Linked DNA regions of Mus musculus: region 1 is linked to region 2. A link is a loop called in an ENCODE intact Hi-C map of the cell type or tissue named here. Cell type or tissue: heart. All regions are shown on one strand. Each heading gives the region's core, and the rest is flanking DNA. Links, peaks and the distances in the headings are about the cores only. Region 1 has its middle 7.9 kb from the start of Gstp3. Region 2 overlaps Gm45928 (predicted gene, 45928).

Region 1 (6,974 bases), core at 2,851-5,350, 180 kb before region 2:
TTGCAGTTGATGCAACGGGAACTTGTGAGACACTTGCGCCCCCTGGTGGACTTGATCAGTCTATTGTTTTACTTTGCCAAACTAGGATTTATTAAAACTCTGGTTTTAGTTGCCAACCTTAGTGGCTTCAAGGAGCTGAATCCCAGGGAAATGAGATGACAGCCAATCTCTTGTCACCCGCAAGCAGATCCTGAGATGAGAGGCTCTCCTCAAGACCCTTGGGGCAGGAAGGACTTCCAGACTCTAATATGTCAGTCTTAGAGCATTTGAGGAGAAAGCATGGATAGGAGAAATTCCCTCTTCCCCCAGCACCTCTCTCCAGCACAGTCTGCAGCCATCTGACCGGGAATGCCCGCAGCTGCATTAGGTCAGTAAGTGACAGTGTGACAGCAACGACAGTCCTTCCTCAACCATGGGGGACCAGTGGTAAGGACTGGGTGACAGTGGTCCCATGGCCTCCCTTTGTCAATACCTTCATGCACTCTCAGTCTCAAACTTCACATCTACACACACACACACACACACACACACACACACACACACACACACACACACGTCAACCACCTGTCTCTTAGAAGTATGTCTGCTCAACAACCCCTAACCTCTTGTTTTTGTTTTAATTTTGATTTATCTTATGTTACATGCACGAGTGTTTTGCGTGCATGTATGTGCATCACATGCACCATGGTGCTCTTAGAGGTAAGAAGAGAGCATCAGATCCCCTGGAACTGGATGTATGGATGCTGTGACCACTATGTGAGTGCTGGACACTGTACCCGGGTCTCTGAAAGACCTTCTAACCACTGAGCCGTCTCTCCAGCTTTTTTTTTTCTCATTTTTTTCCCCCCTGAAACAACTTCTCTCTGCAATTTGCTAGTGGAGTTGAGGTTAGTGTGTGCTAGGTCACCACAGAATGTGAAGGCTTGGACTGAAGAGATGGCTTAGTGGTTAATAAGAGTAGTGACTTGAGCTGGAGAGATGGCTCAGCGGCTAAGAGCACTGGCTGCTCTTCCAGAGGTCCTGAGTTCAATTCCCAGTAACCACATGGTGGCTCACAACCATCTGTAATGGGATCCGATGCCCTCTTCCGGCGTGTCTGAAGACAGCTACTCATAGACAATAAATAAATAAATAAATCTTTAAAAAAAAAAAAAAAAGAGTACTGACTGCTCTTCCAGAGGTCCTGAGTTCAATTCTGAGCACCTACATGGTGGTTCAGGCCCATCTATAAAGGGATCCGATGCCCTCTTCTGGCATGCAGGTGTACATGCAGCAGAGTACTTTCACATAAAATAATAACCAAACCAAACCCCAAATCCAAAACCCAAAAACCAAATTAAAAAAAAAAAGTTTGGGGGCTGGAGAGATGGCTCGGCAGTTAAGAGCACTGGCTGCTCTTCCAGAGGTCCTGAGTTCAAATCCTAGCAACCACATGGTGGCTCACAACCATCCGTATTGGGATCTGATGCCCTCTTCTGGTGTGTCTGAAAAGAGTGTCAATGCACTTACATATGTTAAATAAATAAATTTTTAGAGAGAGAGAAAGAGCTTCCACATGGAGGACCTTGGCCATCACCTGCCTCTGTAGATAAAGTTTTATTGGATCCTTGTTTGTTTTGAGACAGGGTTTCTCTATGTAGCTCTGGCTGTCTCTGTATACCAGGCTGGCCTCCAACTCACAGAGATCTTCCTGTGTCTGCCTCTTGAGTACTGGGACTAAAGGTCCAACAGCTTTTGGGCAACAGCAGCGGTGGGGATGATGAGCCAGAAATTAAACGTGTGCAGTGTGCTGTCCATCCTGTGCCGAAACTCTGCTGACCCCTTATACAGTGTCCTCAAGACACTGAGTCATGAGCACCTCTCAGTGTCATTTGCTTCTCCAGGGTGGTCGCTGTGGAGTGTCCCAGAGCAATGTCCAGCACTTGCCAACATCCCTGCACTGACATCAGGGTCCAGCGGGTGGGAGTTCCAGACACTCCTGCAGTAGACTCAGAGGGTCTCAACAGCTTCAGATACTACCTCATTGCTCGGGACCACAGAGAAAATGCCACCAAGCTGGCTCAATGCCTTTCCACAGACCATGGTCCCTCAGAGTAAGCACTTCTCTCTGTAGGATGACAGGCAATGTGCCAAAGTCATGAAGGCCTCCCAGGCAGCAGAGGCCACTAGGGGAAATCATCGCTTTTTATATACTTTTCTATTTCTTTTTAAATTTATTTATTTTATGTCATTGTCCTCAGACACACCAGAAGAGGGCATCAGATCCCATTACAGATGGTTGTGAGCCACCATATGGCTGCTGGGATTTGAACTCAGGACCTCAGCACCTCAGTCAGTGCTCTTAACCTCTGAGCCATCTCTCCAGCCCCCTATATACTTTTCTGTTACATTTGGTATGAATGTGTGCGTGCATGCGTGCATGCATGTGTGTGTTTATGTGTGCACTCATGCTCATACCACAGTACCTGTGGAGGCAAAAGGATAGTCTGCTGGAGTTGGCTTTCTCACTCTATCTCGTAAGATCCAGAGATAGAATTCACGCCATTAAGCTTGGTAGCAGGTCCCTTTACTCTCTAGCCACCTCGCTAGCCCAGGGTTCTCCAGTCTTACTCTGTACAAATGAGGCTTTGGTGTAGAAGTCTAGCCAGGGAAGCATTCTACCCTGTTCTTCTAGCTTCTCTCACTCATCACCTCCAAGGACATGTTTTAGAGGTGAGGAGAAAGGGAGGGGAGGTGCAAGGCTGAGCAATGAAGGCAGCAAACATTGCCATGGTGTCTGCAGTGACTGGCATTCTGTGAAGTTCACCATAGCATAGAATCCTGACGGAAGTGATCACCTTGACTTTGTAAAGACATCAACGGCAAAGGTTATGGAAGGGCTGAAAAGGGAAGTGCCATCACCGAGGCCTTCACAAAGTAAGAAATTATAAATTAATGTCTGTAGTTTATAACATCAGAAATGAAGATCTCGCTTGCTTTTAAGATAGGGCCCCAAACCAGACTCACAGAGATCTCTGCTTCCTGACAGCTGAGATTAAAGCATGTCTATAAAAATATAAAAATATATAAATAAAAAATTTATCTTTTAATTGTGTATGTGTATGTAAGTGTGTGTCCACATCTATGTATAGGTATGCGCATGTGAGTGCAGTGCCCACAGAGGCCAGAAGAGGGCATCAGATCCCTTAAAGCTGGTTATGAGTGGTTGTGAGCTGCTCCATGTGAGTGCTGAGTACTGAACGCCAGTCTTCTGTTACTGCATTATGTGGTCCTAACTGCTACACTGTCTCTCTTGCCTCGTAGTTTTAGTTCTGTTTGTTAGATTTAATCTTTTTTATCCTGCTTGTGTGTGTGTATTTGCACGGTGTGTGTCTGTGGGTGGCGCACTTGTGAGGATCAGAAGACAACTTTGTAGAGTCAGTTTTCTCCTCTACCTTCTTGTGGGCTCTTGGGATTGAACTTGGGTTGCCAGGCTTGCTCCACAATCCCCCTTACCAACAAAACCACCTTGCCAAACCTGCTTGTGTTTCGGATGTGTGCCTGAGATCAGTCTCAGGGCCTTGGACACGCTAAGTTATTACCCTACTTCTGAACTATAACCAATGATATGATTGCTAGTTTTGGATGCATTGGCTTGTTTGTTTTCATTGTTGTTGTTTTTTTTTTTTTGAGACAGAGTCTATTTACCCTGGGCTGGCCTTGAACTAATGACCCTTCTCTCTCAGCCTCCCATGTCCTAGGACTGCAGGCACGGTTCCCTACCCAGTCCAATTTTGTGTAGTAGTTGTTGTTTTTCAAAACAGGGTTTCTTTTTGTAGCCCTGGCTGTCCTGCAGGATTTTTTTTTTAAGTTGAGAAAACAAGACTCTATAAAGAGGGCAATGTGGTTACTATAATCTCATTTCCAAAATAGAGAAACCGAAAATAGTGCAGTATTCCCTGGGGGAGGTTGGCAGACAGAGACGCTGCTCAGGAAGCAAATCAACACAGACTGCTCCAAGCAGGCAGGTTACAAAACAGTAATAAAGAGTAAACCAGTGCTTCAAAACCCAACCAACCAACCAACCAACCAACCAACCAACCATCCAACCAACTAGCCAGCCAGCCAGCCAGAGTAAACCACTGAAAACCAGCTTAAGAGTTAAAGTGTTGACCACCAGGGGGCGCTGGAGTGCAGAGGCTGAGGCCAAGGGTCGTTCCTATTCACCAGGCCCCCTGAGTATTTTAATGTTTTTGAAGAATGCTAATACTCTGCCAATAGAATTCTGTTGTTTGAGTTTTGCATCTTGCAGGCTCTTATGGCCACAGTTGCCGCTGACAAGCAAAGCTTAGGTCCCTAAAGTGCTTTAATGTGTTTGCCCCAGAACGGGGCATGAGCATTCATTCCGTGTGTTACTCTGCCCCATCTACACCATGCCCCTTGCAGCTACTACAGAGTCAACCAACTTTTTCAGAGTCGTGCCTTTTTTGGCAAGTACATCAATGCGATTGAAATTTTGCTAAACTTCTGTGAGTCATTTCAGTAAATCGATGAACCACTGGAACCCCCAGTTTGGTAGCAAATTTGTCAGGGTACACGAGGTTTAAGCATGCTTTAATCCCACCACTGGGGAGGTGGAGACAGGTGGGTCTCTGTTGAATTGAGGCCAGCCTGATCTACATAGTGATTTCCAGGCTAGCTAGGGCCACAGAGTGAGACTCTGTCAAGGAAAAAAAAAGACAGGAAGCTTGTGACTGAGACAGATCTGACTAAGTCTTTCCCTTGGGGATCTATGCTGGCTTGGGGCAGCTTAGTGTGAGAATGGAGTCGAACTGTGCGCGTAGAGCTAGTGTTGGCCATCTGGTAGTGGAATGGAAAACATGATAATAAGTGAGCTCCCTCAGGTCTGGCCTCAGACATCTGTCTCTGCCTCTTTGAACCCCTAGTACATAGACAGCCCACTCTCTGTCCTAGGCACTGCTGCACCAGCCTGTTACTGAAGATCTAGGTAGGCTAAAATGGAGCTGCCTGGGGCACAGCCCAGGCTCCCTCTCCTCCCACTAGTACCATCTATTCCTGCCTGCTTGGGCTCAGGAAGTGCTGTCTATGACATCCAGACATAGACATATACATAGGACATAGACATGGTCCTCTCTGATCAAAGCTCCTACCTGCCTGTATTCAGGCTCCTCTTAGGAATTTTTTTGTTTTTGCTTTTCTAGAAAGGGTTTCCCTGTGTATCTGTGGCTGACCTGGAACTCGCTCTGTAGACCAGGCTAGCCTTGAATTTAGAGATCCACTTGAGTATGCCTTCCAAGTGCTGAGATTGAAGGAATGTGGGAGATGCTGACCAAAGGTACCATGTTAGCATGACAAATGACAAAGACTGCTTAGAGGCTCAGCATCCCTTTCCCCACTGCTCTGCTGGCAAAACCCTTCCTCTCCCACTCATTTAAGTGATAGAAAGGAGGGGGGGATATAACCACACCAGAGGCAGGTTCTTCCAGAGATGTTTTATCTGTCTGCTTCTGATGGTCTCTGACTCTGTGAGGTCATAATACAAGATCCAACGTCTTCATTCAGTAGCCCAGCATGTCCACAGCATTGTAAAACCTTGGGCTCTGTCCCCAGCACCACAAACACACACACAGATAAACACATAGACACACACACACAAATTCCTTCAGCTATGATGAGCCAAAACAAAACAAAACAAAACAAAACAAAAGGCCGGGCTGGAGAGATGGCTCAGCGGTTAAGAGCACTGACTGCTCTTGCAAAGGTCCTGAGTTCAAATCCCAGCGACCACATGGTGGCTCACAACCATAATGAGATCCGATGCCCTCTTCTGGAGTGTCTATCTCACGTGCTGGGGTCACAGGCTCATGGCTGCTACATTTAGCTTTTACATGGGTTCTGGGAATGGAACCCAGGTTCTCTTCAGCCTTTTATGTTTTGATCCAGAATCTCATCATGTAGCCCTGGCTGGCCTGGAAGTCTACGCAGACCAGGCTAGCCTCAAACTCACAGTGATTCATCAGCACTGCCCCTGAGTACTGGGATTAAAGGTGTGCATCACCGTGCTTGCCGCAGGTCCTCATCGTTGTTGTTTTTAAGATTTTATTCTATATACAGCATTCTACTTCTATGAAGACGGCATCAGATCTTATTACAGATGGTTGTGAGCCACCATGTGGTTGCTGGGAATTGAACTCAGGACCTCTAGAAGAGCAGTCAGTGCTCTTAACCGAGCCATCTCTCCAGCCCCAAGGTCCTCATTCGTACAAAACAAGTACTTTACCAGCCAGCCAGGGCTCTGTGTTCTGAGGAGGAGCTTGTCAAGGAGTGTGGACATATTTTTAACCTATCAATCTCTCTCAGCCAAAGGCAAACCAGTTGTTCTTTCTCTCCTCTCTCTTTTCTTCCTCCTCTTCCTCTTCTTGAGGTTTTTGTTTGTTTGTTTTTGTTTTTGTGTTGTTGTTGTTGTTGCTTTTGTTTTTTCTGGTTTTTCCAGACAGGGTTTCTCTGTATAGCCCTGGCTGTCCTAGAACTCACTTTGTAGACCAAGCTGGCCTCAAACTAACAAATCTGACTGCCTCTGCCTCCCAAGTGCTGGCAGTAAAGGTGTGCGCCACCACGCCCGGCTTCTTGTGTTTTTTGTTTTTGTTTTGTTTTTTGAGACAGAATTTCTCTGTGTAGCCCTGATTATCCTGGAACTCACTCCATTGACCAGGTTGGCCTTGAACTCCAGAGACCCGCCTGCCTGCCTGCCTCTGCCTCCTGAGTGCTGAGGTTAAAGGTGTGCACCATTTGCTTGGCACAAGATGTATTTTCAGAGGGAAGTGATTGTGGTTCGCATGACTAAGCCAAAAGATGGATAAATGGATGGATGGAGTGAAGTCAGCTTCTCAAACCTGGTACCAAGAACTGAAGCCTCCCCCATCCTACTCTGGTGGAGAATTGAGGAGAAAGAGACAGAGAGGGAGAGGTGAAAA
Region 2 (6,974 bases), core at 2,399-4,898:
AGAAATCCTCCTGCCTCTGCCTCTCTAGTGCTGGGACTAAAGGCATGTGCCACCACTGCCTGGCTGGCTCCTGCTCTTGTGGAACTTACAATATACTCGGGAAGAAAGTTCAGCTTCCCTGAAAAAATAAGGTTTATTTACATGATTGAGTGGACAGGGCAAGTGCAGGAGCCCTAGAAAAGGGGGAGGTGAAGGTATAGGGTGTCGAGTTTCTGACTGCTGATGCTGGCCAATTTCAGCATCATATCCTAGAGTCACCTGTCCCAAGTGGAACATGTCCTGATTCTGTGGGCTGAGACACCTGTGGCAGACACCCAACAAAACTCTGCCCTTTTGCCTAATGAGACACTCAAAAGGCGATCATGCTTTGTCTACACACAGGCAAAATATGTCTTGGCTTGTGATATGCAAACATTAAGCAAGGATATATGAGAGGGCAGGGGAGCAAGGGCCCTTCCTGTCTTCATGGTGATCTCGCAGTATCAGCCAGTGAGCTTCTTTCCTTTTCTTTTTTTAATATTTATTTTATGTATATGAGTACATCATTGCTGTCTTCAGACACACCAGAAGAGGGCGTCAGATCCCATTACAGATGGTTGGGAGCCACCATGCGGGTGCTGGGAATTGAGCAGTTGGTGCTCTTAACTGCTGAGCTGTCTCTCCAGCCCAGCTGGTGAGTTTCTCAGAGGCCAACCCCAGCCTTCCTCTGTAGTGTTTTCCCCCATCTCTCCCTTTCTTCCTTCTCTCCCTCCCTTTTCCCTTTCTCCCTCCTCTTTTTTCCCCTCTCCTCTCCCCTCCACCCCCAGCTTTTTTCCTCTCACTTTGTACCCTAGGTTGTTTTTGAACTTGCAGTTCTCCTGCCCCCACCTCTGCAGCGCTGGTTAAAAGCACTCACCTCTTTAAGTTCTCACCTTTCTGTCTTTCTTCTTTCTTTCTTTTTTCTTTTTCTTTTTTGGTTTTTCGAGACAGGGTTTCTCTGTGTAGCCCTGGCTGTCCTGGAACTCACTCTGTAGACCAGGCTGGCCTCGAACTCAGAGATCTGCCTGCCTCTGCCTCCCGAGTGCTGGGATTAAAGGCGTTGCGCCATCACACCCCGAAGTTCTCACTTTTTTACTCTCCTCTTTAGGCCTCCTTCTCTCTCTATCCTTTTCCCTTTTCTCTCCTTCTTTCAACTTTCCCTCTGCCTTTCTACAATAAAGCTCTAAAGCCAAAAAAAAAAAAAAAAAAAAAAAAGGCACCACCATGCCCATGCTCTGCTTTTCTTTTTGCTCTGTGTGGCACCAGCCCAGGGTCCAACCTGAAGGTGTTTCACTGATGTATTCTGTAAGTGTGGGACAAAACAATCTAGGAAAGGGAGAAGGATGACCACTCATGAACGTTAGGATATGATGCGGCAGACTTACTTAAATGTACAAAGACCTAGGCAATGGGCCAGTGAGATGGCTCAGTGGGTACAGGTGGTTGCTGCCAAACCAAATATGAGTTACTTACATGGTAGGAGGAGAGAACCAATAAATATTAGGAAAGGTAGGGAGTCAAGCAGGCAGACCCATCAAATGAAAGTGTAAGACAGAAGGCAGTAGGGAGGAAGCAGTGTGTCTCCCTATTGATGTGTGTGAGTATCTGCTCATGGCAAGTGCTCAGCACATCTTTTGCATAAAGGCACAGGGTGAGATTCAGTACTGTTCTCAGAGGACAGGAAGGTTTTAGATAGGCAGAGATGGGTCAGGGCACAGGTGAATCTCCTTTTCAGTCAGACGGTATTTGGGGGGCAGGCTCCAGGATTGCTCAGCCACACATCCAGATAATGTTTTAGCATAATGCCTGACACAGTGAAATCCTTGGTAGTTTGATTTAAAGTGATGCAAAGACTGTCCAAGGGGGCTGGTGAGATGACTCAGCGGTTAAGAGCGTCAACTGCTCTTCCAAAGGTTCTGAGTTCAAATCCCAGCAACCACATGGTGGCTCACAACCATCCGTAACGAAATCTGATGCCGTCTTCTGGAGTGTCTGAAGACAGCTACAGTGTACTTACATATAATAAAGAAATAAATATTAAAAAAAAAGACTGTCCAAAAGGAGAGTTTTGAGAGGTTTAGAAGCTGAGAGCAGCTGACCCGGAATCTCAAGCTCTGGAGAACTGAGAGGAGAAAACAGGAAACACACAAGCTTGGGCAGTTAGGAACCACAGGCAACTGCTTTGTGTTTGGGTATAGGGAGCTATGTAGACCAGGCTCACTTAAAACCCACAGTGATCCTCCTGCTTCAGTGTCCTATGTGCCGGTATTATGTGTACGTCACCATGCACACCCCACAGGAGCCTGTGACATAGCAGGTGAGAGGCAGACACCACATGGTGAGTCCAAGAAAGACACGGTGTGAGGCGAGAAGTGAAGATGTGTCCTGTGTGCTGTGGCAAAGGCGGGGTCAAGGGAGGCTTAGCATTTGTCTGTTTTAAACAGAAGGGATCTAAGCGTGTTATTGCCAAGTGTGGAGGTGGAAGCCGAAGAGTGGAGGGTTTGGGGTACTGAAGAGATAAAGAGAGAATCCAAAAGCTGGCTGGGCAGACACAGGGAAGGCCAGGTGGTTGCTGACACATCTTCCGTATGGATCCCATTGGTGGCATTTCTTAGCAACCCAGGACAGACATTCCCACCAGATGCTCTGTAGGACACACAGACATTCCCACCAGATGCGCTGTAGGACAAAGTGCTGACACTCCAGTCACCGTGGTGGGGAATAACTAGTGGGTATGTCAAAAACCCAAGCGGTGCTGCACTTCTGTAAGCCCAATACTTGGGAGATGAAGGCAAGAAGATCAGGAGTTCAAGGCCAGCCTTGGTTTACATAGTAAGTTCTAAGTCTTGAGATAGTCAAGAGACTGTCTCAAAAACACAAATCAGAAATGAAAAAGAAAAAGGCTAGAGCCCTGAAGTGCTCTCTGAGCCCGTTCTCACCTGTGGCTGCCCTGTAAGGCCCCGCCCTCACTTTCTGTGAATTCGGTGCTCCACACATGAAGCAGCTCTTCAATCCATTTCCTGCCATTGTTCCTCCTAGTGTCTACTCTGCTTGTAGTGTGTGGCACAATGGCTCCCAACTGCTCAACAATCGCTTTCTATGACCTAGGGTCCCCCACCTCTTGACTTTGCTTGTCTTGCTGATCCTCAGTATTGGAGAATGCCCTCTCGTCACTCAGCCTCAGCCACTTGCCTAGGTCTCCAGAAGTCCTGTGTCCTTAGGGAGAAAGGAGAGAGAATAGAGATGAGAGGGGCTGACTTCCCCCTTGTCCTCCCCAGAGAGCTCAGTGTATTAGAAACCTGCACCTAGGAGAGAAGGCAGCTCCCTGGAGGTGAGATCCAGTTCTGAGGAGGCTCTAAATCGAGGCAAATCACCATACCTCACCAGAGAATGAGGAAGCAGCGGGGACTCAGGGACCCTCTCAGCAGCAAGGGAACTCACTCAAACACTCATCTTACACAAGCACATTCACCAGTCACCACGGCCACAGCCGGCAAAATGGGGAGGCACAGGGCGGGTCTTTGCTTCCCTTAGCCTAGAGCACACAGGCTAGCGATTCAGGGGAGACGGCACAGTCTGATGGCAGTCCCTCTGAGTCCTCCCTTCTAGGGAGCCTTAATTGTCCCTGCCTTTGTCCTCTCCATTCCTGAGCTCCCTGACTCAGGCTGGTACCCAAATTTCCTAGAGGGAAAAACACTTGCCAGCAGACTAGTACCAATGACACAGAGGAGGTGACTGTGACAGAGCTGTGGATCTGACCCTTCAGGGTCCCTAGCCTGGCCAGTTCAGAGAGAACTTGGAGGTACCTCCCCAACTTGCCTCCAGGATATGGCTCTATGGACTAACTAGGACCTCTTTCCTGCTGGATAAAGTCTGACACCTGGTGGCCAGAGTGAGGAATGACCAGCAGGGCACTTTGCAAATCTCCAGAACTTCTGAACTGTTGGTCCCAGTGAAAGGGGAGCTGACTAGCGGAGCTGGTGGGGAAAGTTCCTAGGCAAGGCAGAATAGACACTAGGGACCCAGAGAAACCTTCCTATTTTTTCACCCTTTAAATCCAGGAAACTCAGAACCTACTAGGCTAAGGTGCTGGGTCTGAGAGGGAAGAGAGGGGCTAGGAGGAGACCCTGAAGGAATATGGCAAAAATGAAGGCTGGGGAAAAGATGAAGGCTGGATGGGCAAGATGTTTTGGGGTGTCCACCTGGGTGCACAAAATCCCCTAAACTGGACTGAATTTCAGCTCAGAATGAGTAGCAGGGCCTGAGTGGGGGAGTTGCTAAGGAGAGAGAAAGAAATGGGAGAGACCTCACATCCCATTGAACTCATGCAGCTGCTGCCCTCCCTCACTTTTACCTGCCCCATCTTTTCAGCTCTAACTGGCTCTGTCCATATGACCCATCTCAAACTGAAGGCGAGGGACTTTCAGGATGTATATTTGTGAAGAGTGCTGACCCCACCCAGAACTGTCACACTGAGTAAAGCTAAGATGAACCTGCTCCCACAGGAGCCGCGCGCAGTGAGTCTCAGCCCCAGGGAGTCCCAGGTCTAGGTTTCTGTTCAGGTTGTTTGTTCTCCTGGTCTTCACAGGACTTTGACCTTGAACCTAATAAGGCTTAGGGTATTTGCAAAGTATAAGTTAACTCCATCCACTTCTATCACCAGCTTCTGGAATCAGTGCTGACCAAAGACACTTCGTATACAAGACAGAATTGAGCCACTAACTTAGACCACCAGTTTGGTCTCCACTCTGAGAACTCTGCATCAAGCAAAGTGTTCTAGGCAGGAAGGAAAATGATGAGGTTAGAGAAGAAAGTAGGAAAACACCCAAAGATAGGAGACCAAGTCAGTGCCCTAACCACCTTAGAGACACGTCGGATACTGAGCAGCCAGGATGATCCATCTTATTGCTCACCTGGAGAGGACAGCATGCTTCCTAGGGAGAGCTCCACCCCCACACACCTCCCCCACCAGAAGGCTAGTGCTAGGGTCCCTGCACTGAAGCAGAGCACTCCAGATCCCTTAGGGGCTGAGGGAACCTAAAGCCCCTGGGAGGTATCTTTCCAGTCAGTGTTGGAGAAGCTACCTGGACCTGAGCCAGGCAGATCTGGGGTGGGGGCTGAAGGGAGGGCAGGTAGGGATGGCTCAGCCAAGATCCACAGAGCAGGTCAGGGTGTCAGGAGCTGCCAAAGGAGACAAGCGACTAGGCGCAGGCAGTGGAGGGAGCTGCTGTGGCCGCCCAGCGGCACACCCCATTTCACGCTCCCTGGGCGGTGGCAGGCCCCACGGCTATCAGCTTTCAGGGGTGGGAGGGACCAGGAATGAGGAGGGGTCTGCCCCACCCAGGCTTCCCTGCTCCCTCAGGGCTTTGTGGACTCAGGAAGTGGGTGCCACATACCTTTGGGAACAGCCCCAGAATATCTGAGGCCTTCTTAGGGAGGAGTGGTGGTCAGTCCCACGGAGCCTAGGAGCTACCCACTATAGAGCCTCACTAGACCTAATGCCTGTGCCTTTCCCTGCCTAGTAGAGAATTCTCCCTGTCCCCCTTCCCAACTCTGTAGGGTCTCTTCTCCCAGATGTCCAGGAGACAGATGGAGGGATCAGACCTGAGCCACCCCAAACAATGGGTCCCAGAAAGGCCTTCCAGGTCTTTGCAGTGTGCCTGCAGCTCCTTCTTCTTCAAGAAGCTAATGGGGGAAGGCTAGCAAGAGGAGGTCCCTGGAGACACAACCTTCTGCCCACCACTGGTGGGTTTCTCTTTGGAGGGGTCCTCTTCTCTGCCTCCACACACACGGGAGGCCAGCCGAGTGCTTCCTAAGCCAGATCACAGAGCTTCCAAAAAGGAGGGCAAAGGCCTCCAACCAGCCATCCTTGCACCCCTGGAAGGAAGAACCGGATGGGCTCTCCAGAGGGTGATTAGTGCTGGGTCAGTCCAAGTGCTGGTTCCCAGACTCCCACGGGCCAGCATTTTCACCCGCTGCCAGGAAGTTGGTGAGGGGGAGGTGGTAGTAGGGGTGAGTCAGTGATGACAGGAGCCCCAAAACAAAGGTCATGGGTAGAGAATTGAGAGACGCTGTTTACAGCAATTACCTCCTGAGGTCTTCTCCCAATGCCTACCATTCTCCTCCAGCTCTAAGGCATTCGTGCTCCTGCTCTCCTGTCCAGGACTAACGACTGTGTATGTCCCTCTCTCTACCGCGCAAGCCTGGGAGCTTCTGCCGCACACGGGAAGCTAGTTAGTTACACAGTAGCTGTTACTAAGAGCACTTCTGCAGCACACGGGAAGCTAGTTAGTTACACAGTAGCTGTTACTAAGAGCACTTCTGCAGCACACGGGAAGCTAGTTAGTTACACAGTAGCTGTTACTAAGAGCACTTCTGCAGCACACGGGAAGCTAGTTAGTTACACAGTAGCTGTTACTAAGAGCACTGATCACAATTTGCCTACACTTCCCACTTGCAAAAAAACTCTTTTGATATCTATTTTGAGTTAGCATGTGGGAGATGCTTAGAACTCGGCACATGGAAAGTCCAATATGAGGGTTGGGTTTATTGAAATTATTTTCTGCTCATGATACACATTCAGAAAAAAACAAAAACAAAAAAACAGAGCAGATCTGTCAGTTAAGAACTGGGGATATGAACCCATGGAGAATGGAGACTATACTTCTGGCGTCCTGCTTGGAATGGAATCTTCCTGACTAGCAAAGTGGACAGAGGCAGGCTGTGGGACTTGACAGCGGCCACAGCAACCGCATGCCTGGGCTGGGTGGACAGTGGCTCTGCCAGCAGACTGTGAGAAAGGAGCCTTCTGAGCTCATGAGTTTCTCCAGCAAGGTCTCCTGGGGCCAGTAAGAGCAGCAGGGAAGGACCTGGACTAGTCCAAACTCTCTTTGGACCTACAGATCTGATCCCACAGCGCTCTAGGGCCAACCGGCAGGAGAAAAAGGTTCTCAGGG

What was found. Hi-C counts contacts between places; a loop is a spot of excess contacts. Peaks named below come from ENCODE experiments on the same cell type or tissue, not always from the same donor. Only the 100,000 strongest peaks of a DNase experiment are listed, where the experiment ranks them.
Region 1: it touches region 2 in a loop (8-fold over the local background); 5 of 42 quality-filtered maps call a loop at or near these places.

The regions. Positions count from the first base shown.
Region 1 is chr19:4,048,024-4,054,997 of GRCm38, forward strand. No RefSeq gene overlaps it. Among named protein-coding and RNA genes, the nearest start is that of Gstp3, 7.9 kb to the right of the region's middle. In heart, for the core only: CTCF peaks have their summits at 3,180 (motif pointing right) and 4,180 (motif pointing right); a DNase peak (open chromatin) is centred at 4,148.
Region 2 is chr19:4,224,612-4,231,585 of GRCm38, forward strand. The region is part of intron 1 of Gm45928 (predicted gene, 45928); the gene reads left to right. The region is part of intron 2 of LOC102631992 (a long non-coding RNA gene); the gene reads right to left. Among named protein-coding and RNA genes, the nearest start is that of Pold4, 3.8 kb to the right of the region's middle. In heart, for the core only: no CTCF peak of the experiment used is centred there; DNase peaks (open chromatin) are centred at 3,630 and 3,910; H3K27ac peaks cover 1,024 bases; H3K27me3 peaks cover 2,349 bases.